Linked DNA regions of Homo sapiens: all the other regions are linked to region 2. Evidence: chromatin contacts called from ENCODE Hi-C or POLR2A ChIA-PET data. All regions are on one chromosome and are shown on one strand. Each heading gives the region's core, a stretch centred on a gene start or an enhancer-like site at or near the end of the contact. The rest is flanking DNA. Distances are from core to core; before and after follow the strand shown. Region 1 has its middle 16 kb from the start of LINC02865. Region 2 has its middle 59 kb from the start of IL20RA. Region 3 holds the start of LINC03004 (long intergenic non-protein coding RNA 3004).

Region 1 (4,985 bases), core at 49-2,548, 820 kb after region 2:
GCTCTCATTAGAGATTGGCAGGCTCAGTTGTTGCATTGCTACACATGGTTCCTAAATTCCACCAACAGAGAAAGGTAGTCAGAGGTTTACCCAAAAAGACTGTCTGCTGGTCATGTTACTGCTTATGCTGGCAAATGATTAATAAGTTGGGAAGAAAAAAACCCAAAAGATTTGTTATAAAACATTCTGTGGAAACTTGGGGCAGAGATTGCACCCAAAAAATCAGCGATTTCAAGTTAATGGTGATCAGGTAAAGGAGATATTTTGAAGTAATGTGATGCAAAGCTACTACCACTGATTACAGAGTTTGACATCACTGCTCCAAGGTAGGAAACAGGAGATCAGTAGGAATTCTTTACCTTCCTTCCACTTTTCAAATGGAGGCGAAGAATTAGCTTCTATGAATCCTTTAGCAACTCATAGCAAGAAAGAGCTTTTCTCCTTGTCCTGGTCCAAATTAGCCACAGGCTGGAGTTATTGAGAGGAACAGCACATTGAAGTTGCACAGAAAGTTGTTTTCAGGGAGGACAGAAAAAAATGGAAACTGAATTGGGCAGACCATGTGCCTCCCTAAATCCAAAATTAAATCCACGATACATAATCTGCCTGCCTTCTCACATTGCACTGTGCTGGGTGGCCAAACATACCAAGGGGCTCCTGCTGAACTGGAAGCGGGCTGTCATCTTAGCCTCCATGAAAAGCTCATCTTTGAAAACTCATCTTTCCTTACGGGACTACTACATTTTACAAGGATTTTTTTTCTTCTAAATGCAATACATTGATGTTTACTTTTTAAACAAAAATGCTCATTATTGAATTTTTTTAGTTGATTCTACTTTTGCAGTTTGTGTAATTGACATCCTAGGTGACATGGAGATTCCTGTGGCTGCCTGACTCCAGGCAGTGGCTCCCAGAAGCTAGCAAGCAGAGCACACTGCCCAGAGTTGGGATATCAATACCCTTTGTGAAAACCACAAAATAGGCAATTTGAAAAGTAGAGAGAACTCTGAAGAGGAAAAAAGGTCCCTTGCCATTTTACTACTTTCAGCATTTTAATTAAAATGTATTTTTGTCAATGCAATGGTTGTTTCAGACATTTTAAGAAAACATCTTGATTCCAAACCCCGGGGTAAATTAAGTCAATAAACTTTTGAAGACTTGTGCCATGCTGCAGATGGACTTTAAAAGCCACTGGGGGGTGGGGAGAATGGGGGTTTCTAAATATAATAAACTTCCCAAAAAGGCAATTTCAAGCCTAACTGAAGTCATACTATTTTTGAAAGTGGAAATCCCCCTTTTCACCACACAACCCCGTGGTCGAGCCATCTAAGAATTCAGCTTCTGTGCCAGTGATAGGACAAAGCTCATCCTCTGCCGAATGCCACAGTCACTCCTCTTCCTTCCTGCCACCCACAGGGTCAGCAACAAGCACTATCAGTTAAACGTGACACCTGGTGTCTGCGGGCTGCCTCCGGTGGGAGCCAAATCCCACGTGTTGGTGTGGTTCCCACTTAAATAGATGTTTTCCTTTGAATCGTTTCTTTTCAACCTTGATTTCAGTTCTGTGCTAGTTTCTGGACTTTTGCCAGCACTTCTTCATAAAACAGCTTGTATTTGCTTTGAAAAACAAGAAAGGTTTGCATTTTGGAAAATATACTTCATACTTCATACTTCTAACCTTTACCATGGCCTGAAGGAAAAATGTAGCAGTTTCTTTCTGTAAATTTTAAATATAGGAAAGATAGCGGTCACTTTATAAAGAAAGCCAAACTTGTCCACATCCTTACACTCTTCCTCAAAGTTCATTTCCACATTCAATTTGGGTCGGGCTTTGTTTAGAGTGCCAATGAGCCTGCCTGGGCCACTTCTGCATTCTTGATGTTTGCAGCATTCACTGCAGAAACTGGCATTAAGACAGGCCTCTGCCACCCACAGCAATGCTCCTGCCACCTCCCTCCACTGTGCAGCCCCAAAGTGACAGAGGCTGAGGATCCCCAGCAAAGCAAACTGCTTCTGTCATCTGCTTTCAGGCAATTTTGAGGCACCTTTTCTTGGCTTATTTCCACTGCTAAGCCCTGACACAATATAATATTTCAAAAGCCCCTAAGTGCTGACAGAATACTCAAAATCACATTTTACAAAACCAAAGACAGAGGCCTCCCGCTGCTTATTAATGCCCATCATGATAATTCCTTACTTTGTCATAGTCTATGTATTTGTGTTGTTGTTAGTTTGTGTTGTTGATTTGTTCAGCCAAGGATCAAGCAACAGAGTGCAAGTGAGGCCACCCAGCGAGGGGGAGAAGGTGCAGCCTCTCAATCTACAGTGTACTTCTAAACATTCACTTTTTTTCTGATTATATAGGTAATTCACGTTTACGTGAGAAATTTTGGGGAAATTTGCAGAACATTAAGAAAAAAAAATTATTGCTCTAGATCATCTCCCCAAAATTGCACCTCAATATTTTGGGAAATATTCTTCTAGCATTTTTTTCTATGCCTTTAAATATTCATCACCACCACCCCCTGCCCCTCTCCTACCCCACTCCTCCAGTTGGGATCATGTTAAACATACTGTTTCATAACAGTATGTCTAGCACACTGTTATGGTGTAGTGTAATTAGTTTTCTGTCATTTAATTTGATCCATCTTTTGTTTCATTTGTTATTATAAAAACCCAGAGTAATAGCCAGAGCAGATGTTATTAGCCCCATTTCACAGATTAAGAAAATGATCACACCTGTAATCTCAGCACTTTGGGAGGCCAAGGCAGGCAGATCAAGAGGTCAAGAGATCGAGATCATCCTGGCCAACATGGTGAAACCCCATCTCTATCAAAAATACAAAAATTAGCTGGGCATGGTGGCACATGCCTGTAGTCCCAGCTACTCGGGAGGCTGAGACAAGAGAATTGCTTGAACTTGGGACGCAGAGGTTGCAGTGACCCAAGATTGCACCACTGCGCTCCAGCCTGGCGACAGACTGTGACTCCATCTCAAAAAGAAAAAAAGAAAAAAAAGAAAATGAGACACAGAAGTGCCTATACTAAAGTCATAGCATGGTTAAGCTTAGGTCTCCCAACTGCCAATAAAGTGCTCTTTGTCTACATCAAATTAAAGGGAGAGAAAAGCACAATGTAGGGGTCCTCAATATTCCTTTGCAAGAATAAGAGGCATTAATGATAGGTCATTGACATAATGACTCCTTAGAGAAGAAAAAAATAATATTTTACTACTATAGCAATAATGGCACTGATTTACAAATGACAGAAAATACAATGTTTTCAGGAATTTAAAAATATTTGGGAAATGTTGGTGAATATATGAAATTTTCATTCATTGCTGGTGGGAGTGTAAATTGACACAACCACTTTAGAAAACTGGTAAAACATAATGAACATCCTAACACACAGCATTACCATTCCTTGGTATATAACACACAGCATTACCCAACACACAGCATTATCAATCCTTGGTATATACCTAAGAGCAGAGCAAGGTTCAACAAACTATGGTGTACAGGTCAAATCTGGTCTTTGTAAATAGCACTTTATTGAAACACAGCTACATCCATTTGTTTATGTCTTCTCTAGAGCTACTTTGGCACTGCAATGGCATAATTGCGACAGACAGAAACCATATGACCCGTAGATCCTAAAGGATTTACTCTTTGACCTTTTACAGTAGAAATGTGCCACTCTCTCTGCCTGGGAGGATAAATGCATATATTCACAAAGCAGTATGTTAAAGAATGTTTATAACAGTTTTACACACAATTGCCAAAAACTGAAACCCACCCAAATGTCTGTCAACAGTAGAACAAATAAATCTTGGTATAGTTATACAATGGAATACTATACAATGATGACAAAGAACAAACTATTGCTTTTTTTTTTTTTTTGAGATGGAGTTTCGCTCTTGTTGCCCAGGCTGGAGTGCAGTGGCGCAATCTCAGCTCACTGCAACCTCCATCTCCTCAGTTCAAGCGATCCCAAAGTGCTGTGATTATAGGCGTGAGCCACCATGCCCAGCATTTTTTTTTTTTTTTTTTTGAGATGGAGTCTCACTCTGTCGCCCGGGCTGGAGTGCAGTGGCACAATCTTGGCTCACTGCCACCTCCACCTCCTGGGTTCAAGTGATTCTCCTGCCTCAGCCTCCTGAGTAGCTGGGATTACAGGCACCCGCCACTACACCCATCTAATTTTTTGCATTTTTAGTAGAGATTGGGTTTCACCATGTTGGCCAGGCTGGTCTTGAACTCCTGACCTCATGATTCGCCCTCCTCGGCCTCCGAAAGTGCTGGGATTACAGGTATGAGCCACCATGCCCGGCCAAACTATGGCTATCTACAAAAGTGATATATTTCACAAACATAATGTTATACAAAGAGTACTTACAAAACGATTCCATTTATATAAAGTCTAAAGACCAGTCAAAAATTAACATATGGTGATCCAAATTAGAATATTGGCTACCTTAGGGTGGTTATTGACTGAAAGGAGGCATGAGAGAGAGGCTTCTGGGGTGCTGGCAGTGTTAATCTGGGAGGTAAATAGGGCATGTTTATTTTAAAATCCAACAAACTCTATACTAAAAAGTACGTTATACCTCAAAAGAAATTTAGAAAACTTGTGAAGTATGAGAAATGGTCAGAAGAGATGGTAAAGGAATACAGAAAAATCTATCGTAATGTTGTCAGATGTAATTATTACCACTATATGATTATAGACGTCTCTGATTGGACAGAATAATGTAATAGCATTTTTGTTAGCAAAATTAATGCCACAATTGAATGCTATAACAGAAGTTCACACTAACAAGAGATAAGTCTGTTGCCCTCATAAGGGTTCTTCACTGAACAATATGAAGGACTTAAAGGAGTTGGCAAAATCTTTAGGCTCTGAAGCTGCCAGAAGATTCTGAGGGTAGGCAGATGAGTAGAAAAAAGCTCCAAGGAGACAAGAGAGGGGACCAGATAAGGAGGAGA
Region 2 (4,686 bases), core at 733-3,232:
GGCCCAGCTTTCTGCTACATCTTTGTTTAACCACATTGATGTATTAGTTGATAGAGGCTTAAAATATTTTTATCTTAAAAGAGACATCTGACACTGATGTTAAAAGGCTCAAAGGAATGAATATCTTAATGACGGAATTTCATTTTCTGGGACTCATAGGTAAAATAGTTTAACGAAATGGATGACGTTACCTTCAAATAACACTCTCTGGAAGAAACTCATTGGTCTAGGGATTAGAAGAGGTTTTAGTCCTTATTCTGCAACTATTATAGCCTCTGACATTGGTCACACCACTTAAGCCCGCTGAGCCTGGAGTCTCAATACCTTTTTCCTTTTGAATGGCAGAGAAAAACAAAACAATACACTTGGAAATTACTCCCTCAGGGCTTTTGGGACAGCTCCTTTTTTTTTTTTTTTTTGCCTGAGCCCTAGAAAGGGATCTGAGGAATTTTCAATTAGAAAGTGGGAGTATACTCCAACATGTAGATGACCTTCTTGTATGTAGTCCAACCCAGGAGGCATCTGACCAAAAAACCTTAAAACCATTTTGCATTCCCCGGCACTCGAGTCAGAAGAGTACGTGGATCTGCCACTAATGGGTGGGCTGGGATCACGACCTCATTCATTGCCCTGAGCTCCTGTACCATATGGTATTCCCCCAAAGGCTTCAAAATGGTCAAAATGAGGGTATTACAGGGAGAATTACAGGATTTCAGAAGTCCACGGGCAAGCAACCCCTTAACTACAGACACTATGCCCTTTCTTGCTTCCAGCTTAATTGGGTATTGTTTTCTGTTGGGAAAATGACTGGGGTCTTTGAGCTGTATTTTGATGGGCACTGCCATTCTAGCCCTTCCAGCCCTCCCAGTACACCATGCTCGTGGGTTGACCTGTTTGTGTACAAATGCGACTGTCAAGGATGCCATAAAACTCATAGACAAGCTTAGGCTGCTGTCATATTAGAACTCATCATATAAATGAATTTAAGGCCAAAACACTCAATGAATGTTACATTTATGACCTTCTGAAGTTGCCCTTTGACCCAGCATCACCTTGGCCATTTGTATCCCCTTGAGCCTCCTTCCCTCCCCATCTAATGGACAGTGGAGTAGCAAAGGCTCATGTCCAGTGGTTGAGATGATTTTTGCAGTGCTATGCGTGCCATGGGCAAGGGTCAGGGCAAAACTTTGACCCTGTTGATCCCTTCTCACCCCCTCCTTCAGCTTTACTCATTTCTCCTGGGCCTGTGTGCCATGTTTGAATGCCCTCAATTTCTCACCATGTCCTGCTCAAAGACCGTATTCACTGATGGTGCGCTGGCTTTTGGTATTATAAAGATTCCCAAATTCCTCTGATCATAAGAATCACCTGGGCTGCTCATCTTGTAATTCTGAGTCAGAAAGTTTGGGGTGGGGCCTGCTGATCTGTGCATTTAACCAAGACTCTGGGTGAGTCTCATGATCACATGAGTCTGAGACACATGGATTTAATGACTATGAAAGTTGAAAGATGCCCCTGAGATCATTTAAACCAGTGGTTCTCAAAGTGCAGCTCCCAACCAGAGCATCAGTGTCACCTGGGATTTGTTAGAAATGCAAATTACTGACTCTATGAAAAAGGAACTCTGGAGGTGGGGCCCAGTTCCCTGTGTTTTCACAAGCCTTCCAGACAATTATTGCATAGGCTAAAACTCCAGACTTGCTGATGTAGACCATCTCTCTCCTGTTATCCTCTATTTTACAGATAAGGAATGTTGGCACTCTGTCTATCACTTTGGGACCTTGGGTGTTGAAGTTGGGGAGGGGGACAAGTGCTACAATCCCTAGGTGATTGTGAACAGGGTGAGAAGAGAGATGGTAGAGGGCTCCTGAGAATGGGCCATCAGTGGTGTGATCCTCAGCTTCCAATCCCTATTCTCTGAGCCTGAGGTCTTATCTGTAGACAAGGACTCATGTTTGCTGAGGGTGCTGCTAAAAGACACCAGGTGTCTGAAGGGCCAAACCTTTGTGGTAAACCAGAGCTTAGATGTTTATAGTAACTCTCCACTAAGAAATCCCCTGAGAACCCAGCCACCAAGAAGCCCCAGTTCCTCTAAAGAAAGACATGTCTCACTCTCAGAGAAGTTTCAGCTCTGCTTTTGGTGGTTAGTGCCTGCCCATTCTCAGGATGGTTCATGAAAGAGTCTTCTACTTAGTGCTGTGGAATAACCATCTGAAATTGTAAGCTGTGGGTAGATAGTACTGTGGTGTAATCACACATCTTCCTGTCACACTGGTGGGAAGGATCAAGGGTTCAGCATAGTTCAGCCATCCCTGTTATTCTCAAAACCAGTGTTCCCAAACTTCAGTCATTTGGCTATAATTTTCACAATGTTTCTAAATTCAAGTACAATATGTATTGTCGTTTTATCTAATATTTTTCACTTGCTCAACTTAAAAAAACTAAGAATATTTTCAAATTTTCAAAATAATTATGAAGATAGTACAGAGAGTTCTCATATATATACCCCACGCCTGGTTTCCCCTATTGTTAAAATCTTATATTAGTATAGTACATTTGTCATAAATAATGAACTAAATTAATTGATACATTATTGTTAACTAAAGTCCATGCTTTATTTAGTTTTTACTTAATGTCCTTTTTTTTCTTTTCTGTACCTGGATCCCATTTAGGGTACCACATTAAATTTATTCATCACATTGTATTTGGGTCCTATTCCAGACCTAACAAAAAGTGGACTGATGCAAAAGAATGACACTCTGGTTAAAGCTATTGCTGTGAGTATTAAAGCCCTTTGTCTCTGATCCAAGAGTCTCATGTCTTCTGCCAGCATCTAAGAAACACTGACAAGTCAATTAGTTAGTTTCCAGGTAGGGTAAAGGCTTAGATATCTTACAGTTCTTGAACTTTTTTGTTGCACAATTGAAGTATTCAAAAAGGGTAAAAAAAATCAAGTTTTTAAATATTTAAACTAATTCAATTAAAGTATAAAAGGCCACTTAAAAGTGATGGTTAAAAGTTGCCAGATTCATAAACAAAGTAATAAGGTTTATGAGTTGGACTTAAAAATTCAAGGAATAATGAGGAATTTAAATTTGTAATTTTAATAAATAAAGTATTAATTTAAGAAAATCACAGTATCCCCTTAGTAATTTTTCCTGTCTATAAAAGCCCCTATCAAGGATGCCACAAAACTCATCTAGATAAGCTTGGGTTGTCATATTGGAACTCATCATATAAATAAATTTACCCAAAATTGTTTATGACCATGAATGACAAAGCTTTACTGTGCTCAAGCACATTTGCATTTTAGAATAAGATAAACAGCTTTGTTCAAAGAATGAAAGTCTAATGGTGAAATTTTGCCGCCATTGCAGGGCTAGTGCCCCTCATGTCACATTATGAGGTTAGCTTCTTTTACAGATTCAAAGGATAAAACAAGGGCCCTCTACTTTGTCCCTGCTGAATTCTCGAGACCTAGAACAGGCACATAATTGATGCTTATTAAAGATGTACAAATTAATGATCAGATTTTAGCCAGGGCCAGATTTCAGTTTTAGAAACATCACTCTGGCTGTAATATGAAAGTTAGATGGAAGAGGTAACACTAGAGAGGAGACCAAGCAGGAAGTTGGTGGCAAACCCTGACAGTAGACACACGGCCATGGCTTCCAGGGTTTTGGACTAAAATCCTACCCTCTTCAGGAAATAACTAGTCTCATTCTGGAAAACATCTGTTGGCTTATTAGTGGTCTCTGAGGGAGGCTAAAAGCCTGACCCTGGGGTGCCCTGTGACCATGTGGCCCATACTTCTCATCATGAATGGGTCTTCTCTGGACCATTAAACCATGAAGCAGGAGGAGCATAGCAAGACTGGATCCAACCTTACAGCACAAATAAAACTGCAGGATGTCAAGGATCAATGGACAAGGTGACCTGTTCTGTGGACATGTGACCTACTCAGTTTCACACTCTGGCATTTTCTCAATGTGCTCGTGAGCAAATGTCTGTGCAGTAAGGTCAGGGGTCCCACATGGCTCAGAAGAATAGGCCTCCTCTCACTGAGGCTGACTTGGCTGCTGCAGGCCTGAGTGTCCCGTCAGTCAATGGCAGGAAGCAGCCCGTGAACATCTTGGAGGGGGCAGTGATTTGTCCTCAATGGGGGAGACACATCCAGATTTGGGTTTGCCTTCTGAGCCCATCATACTCATGTGACTTATTGAATGTCTTATTCACCAGGGTTTTTTACCAAAACACTGCTTCTGATTAAGAACTCAGTTGGCTTTGGGTCTGCTTACTTCCAGTCAGTACCTGGGCCACTGACCACTCTCAATGTTCTTTTCTGCACGTGGATATTCAGGCTGACCTATTTCCTGGCTTGTAGGTTTGACACACTTTTCTTTCCTGTTTGAATCGTAGGTACCTTGAAGCTATCTGAAAAAAAAAAAATTGGCTTGGGTAGAAAGGCAACACCCTGGATTTGTTCTTTGCCTGAGGCTTCCTCTCTGTGTGGCTGAGGAGTCTTAACAGGCCTTTGAGAAAGGGCGTGAGTACTGGTTTTATCACTTGCAGCTCTGGTTCAATTAAGTGCTATTATAAGCCTCTTTACGTATCAGTTGGCTTTTCAACCCTTAACAAGTCTCTTCTTTTTGGATGCTCTCTACTTTCTTCCAGCTCTGCTTGCAA
Region 3 (4,865 bases), core at 106-2,605, 560 kb after region 2:
TTACTGTGATTCTAAAATCAGTGTGTCCTGCTTATGTAATAGATGATATAAAAACAGTGCTACGTCAGTGATTTCCAAACTTTCTTTTTTGGTAGCGAGTCATATTCAAACAAAATCTTGAATACGCTGTTCAGTTTGAAGTCAGGACCCATTTCAGCCCCACAGCAGTTCCTGCAGCCTCTCCACAGAAACAAAGCACCGAACAAAGGCCAGTGTGGAAAAACGTACTCAATGGAATTTCTGTGTTTAGAGAAACCCTAGAGAGGATACTTTGTGAATTTCTTTTTCTGTTTAAAAACTTTTTTTTATAAATTGATCTCCAAATCATGAAGCACTTTTCTCCCTCCAAATTTTCGTGTCAATTTTATCATTTCCACAGACAAAAGTTCTGCCAAATTTCTGCAGCTCAGTGAGCCACAATATTATCAGTATTTAGTGTTCCTATCATTCTGGAAGGTGTAGAAGTTAGAGGAATATATACTTGTCCACACAAGGTGGTCTCTGGGGCTGTCTTCTAAAGCCTACCAAGTGCTCATTCATTACTTATTTAAAGATATAGTGTTTTGACACCTGATGGGCTTAAAATTAAATGATTTTCTTGTTTCCCAATAGGGTGTCTATCTCTTGGGGGCAGACCTACTATAAGCAAGAATCAACATTTTTTAAAAGTTAAAAGAATTAACTTATAATGAGAAACATGACAATCACACAGAGCATTCTCTACTATGGTAGATCTACAAGATGTCCTAGCCCATCAGCCTAGAACCAAAAGGAACAGACCTGAAGTCTGAAAAATTAAGTTTATAGAACCATTTCCAAACAAGGAAAAAGCTGAGTTATTATAGAATTTGAAGGAAGGGTGGAATTAAGGTGAACATTAAATGAAGCAGTGCTTTGATAGGCTCAAAACAAAACAAGACTTTGAGTAGAGGATCAATATCAAGTCTGGACCATGACATGGACTTCAGGCCCTGTTTCCTTAAAAACTACTAAGTTAAGATTGATGTTGAATATTGTGTCTAGACACCCCTTATCTGAAGCTCTATAACTGGCTTGGAAATGGAGGCTGCTTCACTGGGTCAAGGTGACTGAGATCCTCCGGGCAAGAATGGAATATTTCATCCTTAATGATACTATTTCAAATGTGACATTTTGATAGTCTATGATGTTAGATAAACTTGTTTCTTCATGAGTAAGAAGGCAGTAATCCTTCAAAGAAGAAGGAAGGTTGCGTGACACTTTATAGCTGTGGTCCTTAGGAGAAACATTGTTTCCCATAAATATTGTTGCTGGCTTTATAATCATGTCTGTTATTCTAAACTGATGGATGACTGGAGGAATGTTTACTTTCTCAGGGGATGGCAAATGGCTCTCTCAGTTAGCTGGCTGAGCATGTGAGCAGTCCGTACGACCAAGATCATTGTTGTCTCCAGCAGTGGAGAGCACCAGGTGAGGATGGCAGCCACACTCACCTCCCATTGACCTTGACCCTTCCGTCTCTCCTGTGCCTCCCTTATTCCTTAAACCCTTCCCTATTTTCCCTGGTGGTGAGATGGGGAAGACGGAGGTGGCAAAAACTTTCTTTTGATACATCCCTCCTTTACATGTGCTAATATTTTCAGTCAAACTTTTCATCTTTTTGTCTTGGTCCCTTTTGCATTATCTTCATAGCTTAATTCTGAGAGGGTAATGGACATCACATCACATTTCTAAATTATTAGGGGACATATCTCATCATTTCCCCTAAAAATTATTTTTAAAAACTGTATATTAGTTCAATACAAGGAAACATAGACCAAATTATCCTTAGTAAATAATTATAGTTTTGGTTGAAGTCACAATTTGGTTGAATTGTAATTTTAGAAAGCAGTAAGATAATCTCATCCAACACATTTGTTTTAGAAATGACATAATGGAAGCCCAGAGAAGCATAATAATGTGTCAAATTTTGAGGGGGCCGCAGAGCCTGGCCAGATATAGAACAGATGTGTTGATTTCTTTATTGTTAGGGTGAAGGTTGCTAGCCAAATATCTAGCTTCCCCTTCAGCTGAATTAAAATAAAATATTGAAAACAACTTCTAAGTAAAACTGACTATCTTATGTTTACTTGGTAACATGGTAGTTTGTTTATTGTGGGTTAACTCTTTGCCTGACTAAATGAAAGTGAAAATGATATTTTCAGCCCTCCAGCACTTTTTTTTAAAAAAGGAGATGCTTCTACATACACACTTTCCTTTTTAAAAATGTATAGAAAAGTTAATAAATGAGTTCACTTTCAAATCAAAGGTTTCTTGATGTGACTTCTACATAATTTTCTGAATTTTCCAAATGAGGTAGATCTGAAATCCCCAGGGCAATTTCTGTTCATGGATAAGCCGGATAAGCCTGGACTTCCCAAGTGATGTCACAGTGAGACTTGAGCTTCGATAACCAAGAACTTCAAGACCAAACCATCATTTCAAGAGATTATCGAGAAAATGAATGTGAGAAGAGCTTGGTGAGATGTTCAACTGAAATAATATAGTCCTGTTTTCCTTAAGTACTTATAATTACATGTTGAAAATGAACTCTAAAAATTTATTGCTATCCAGTGTCTGAATAACCTGAAGAGAACATTGTAAAAACTGTCTAGCAAGATGTTTACAGCAAAATATTTTTAAGTGATGAAAACAATTTGCAAGACAATCTAGATACTACAATTCAAGTTTGGGTAAAAAACAAAAAAAAGAAAAAGAAAAGAAAAGGAAAGAATGGAAAAAAAAATTACCTGTTGGTAGTTGTGAGTATGTGGAAAAAAATATTTTCAAGGCATCAAAACTATCTGGATGGAAACTCCCCGAACTGTTAGATGTAGTTGCCTCTTGGACTATATGACTGAGAAGGCAGGAGATTTTTATTTTTCACTTTATGATCTTTTGTGTTTATATTGGTTGTACTTAGCATTGCCATATTTATAATTTAAAAATTCAATTAGGAAAAGGTTATTCAAGTTTGAAAACATCACGTCTCACTTGATTTATGACTTATTTAGGTTTGAATATAATTAATATTTAGCAAGAATGTGAATGTGAATTGCTTTTAATTTCAGTATCAATGGCTTAGTAAAGCTCTTTCTGATGCATTAAGATGTAAAGAAATTATACTGAACTCTCTAATATTATTATGTAATATATAATATTATATATGATGTTAATATGTGATATGAGTATTAGAAGCTCTGAATTTGTCAGAAATTTTGTCTATTTGTGAACTCATTGATTCATTTAATAAATGTTTAAGTACTTTCTATGCAGAAGGCTCTGTCTGAGTTAGATATTAGAAACGAACATGAAAAGTTATAGTCCTTACCCCTAAAGGGCTTGTGCTCTGTTGGAATAGACCAGCACACAGAAAATAATTGATACACCGTGAGAAGTGGTATAATAGATAAGTCTCAATGGGATGTGGGGATTCATAGCATTTTCTTTGGAAAATGCTCCCAGGCACACTGAGTTGGTTCCCTGGTAACTGTGCTTATATTGGGTGACACTATTCCTATTGGAATTAAATTAGAACATTAAATTAGAACAGATATATCCTTTTACAACAATATTTTAAATATATAAGTGCATGAAGCTATAATTTTTATGTAATTGAGTGTTGGCTAAATATGAAAGACAATGTAATTGAATTTTTTTTTTTTTTTTGAGACGGAGTCTTGCTATGGCGCCAGGCCAGAGTGCAGTGACATGATCTCAGCTCACTGCAACCTCTGCCTCCCGGGTTCAAGTGATTCTCCTGTCTCAGCCTCCTGAGTAGCTGGGATTACAGGCACATGCCACCATGCCCAGCTAATTTTTGTATTTTTAGTAGAGGCGGGGTTTCACCATGTTGGCCAGGCTGGTCTCCATCTCCTGACTTTGTGATCCGCCTGCCTCGGCTTCCCTGGAATTGAATTCTTATTATGCATGTCAAAGCTTCCAGTTGATAGGCCAGCAGTATTTGAATGAATAATAAAATAATGACATGTACATTCGTAAACTATCATCTATTTATTTAATGAAATATATTTTTATTTCTTTCTATTAATATTTTAGTTGAATTAATATTTATGTCATTATGATTCAGATTTTCACCAAATTTGTATTCTATCAACAGTAAGGCCAATTAAGCCATGTTTTTTGAATCATTATACCTCTCAGTTCTTGTTCCTTTCAGTTTGGGTCAACTTTACTCTCCTGAGGCAGCAGTGGAAATTGTCAATAAAATTCTTAAAGCAATACTGATATTCACAATGAACAACGAAATTTACATACAATGTTTAATCATTGTCATGGAGCTACCTATAATAAATTGTCATGATCATAGAATCTATTATAAGCTATTTTAATTGCATATGTCACTATCACAAAACTTTCATGGTCTCTTAGCAATATCCATAGAATACTTCTTAAGTTTTTCTTCTTTCAAAAATTCAATGTTGTAATATTATAAAAATGAAAAAGCAATAAAATATTGCTCAATGTATTGAAATTTCTCTTTATTTAAGACTATATCTGGACCTATAATATGTTCAGAAAATAAACTCTATAGAAATTCCTTTAGAGATTATGGGTACATGACTCCTCTCCTTCACAGATATGCAGACATTCTTATTTCCCCTTTCTTTATTGGAATGCACTTTTGTTATTTCACCTGCTGTTTCTTTCAATTTAGAAAAAAAACCTCATTTCTAACATTTTATTACACTTTCAGTTTTTTAAAAGTTAACCGAAAGTAATTTGAGTTTGTTTTAAGCTTTTGCTAACATAACTAGTAACAGGTATCAGTTTACACCAAATAACTAAATTCAAGATTAATTCATTTTCTGTCAAATAATGAATTT

Evidence for each region. A loop is a pair of places that touch in the nucleus more often than their neighbours do. ChIA-PET counts read pairs that join two places held with the same protein, here RNA polymerase II (POLR2A). Pooled maps may share reads with other maps.
Region 1: a map of GM12878 shows a loop between it and region 2 (4-fold over the local background). The contact joins two enhancer-like sites. A Hi-C loop is called at or near these places in 1 of 168 maps with a recorded cell type or tissue (GM12878), 16 of 37 single-sample maps with no recorded cell type and 6 of 50 pooled maps. POLR2A ChIA-PET finds 5 or more read pairs at or near these places in 2 of 52 experiments (GM12878 and activated T-cell).
Region 3: a pooled map shows a loop between it and region 2 (2.2-fold over the local background). The contact joins the promoter of LINC03004 here to the enhancer-like site in region 2. A Hi-C loop is called at or near these places in 3 of 37 single-sample maps with no recorded cell type and 6 of 50 pooled maps. POLR2A ChIA-PET finds 5 or more read pairs at or near these places in 1 of 52 experiments (GM12878).

What each region holds. Positions count from the first base shown.
Region 1 is chr6:137,926,578-137,931,562 of GRCh38, forward strand. No RefSeq gene overlaps it. Among named protein-coding and RNA genes, the nearest start is that of LINC02865, 16 kb to the right of the region's middle. RefSeq lists enhancers at 1-302, 1,148-1,387. Within about 2 kb of position 1,299, at least 12 of the 41 ENCODE cell types and tissues checked have a DNase peak (open chromatin) inside an H3K27ac peak, as active enhancers do; they include GM12878, where a contact is called at or near this core.
Region 2 is chr6:137,101,134-137,105,819 of GRCh38, forward strand. No RefSeq gene overlaps it. Among named protein-coding and RNA genes, the nearest start is that of IL20RA, 59 kb to the left of the region's middle. Within about 2 kb of position 1,983, at least 5 of the 41 ENCODE cell types and tissues checked have a DNase peak (open chromatin) inside an H3K27ac peak, as active enhancers do; they include GM12878, where a contact is called at or near this core.
Region 3 is chr6:137,664,291-137,669,155 of GRCh38, forward strand. It overlaps LINC03004 (long intergenic non-protein coding RNA 3004), which reads left to right and starts at 1,356. Exons shown (of 4, transcript NR_125867.1): 1 at 1,356-1,449.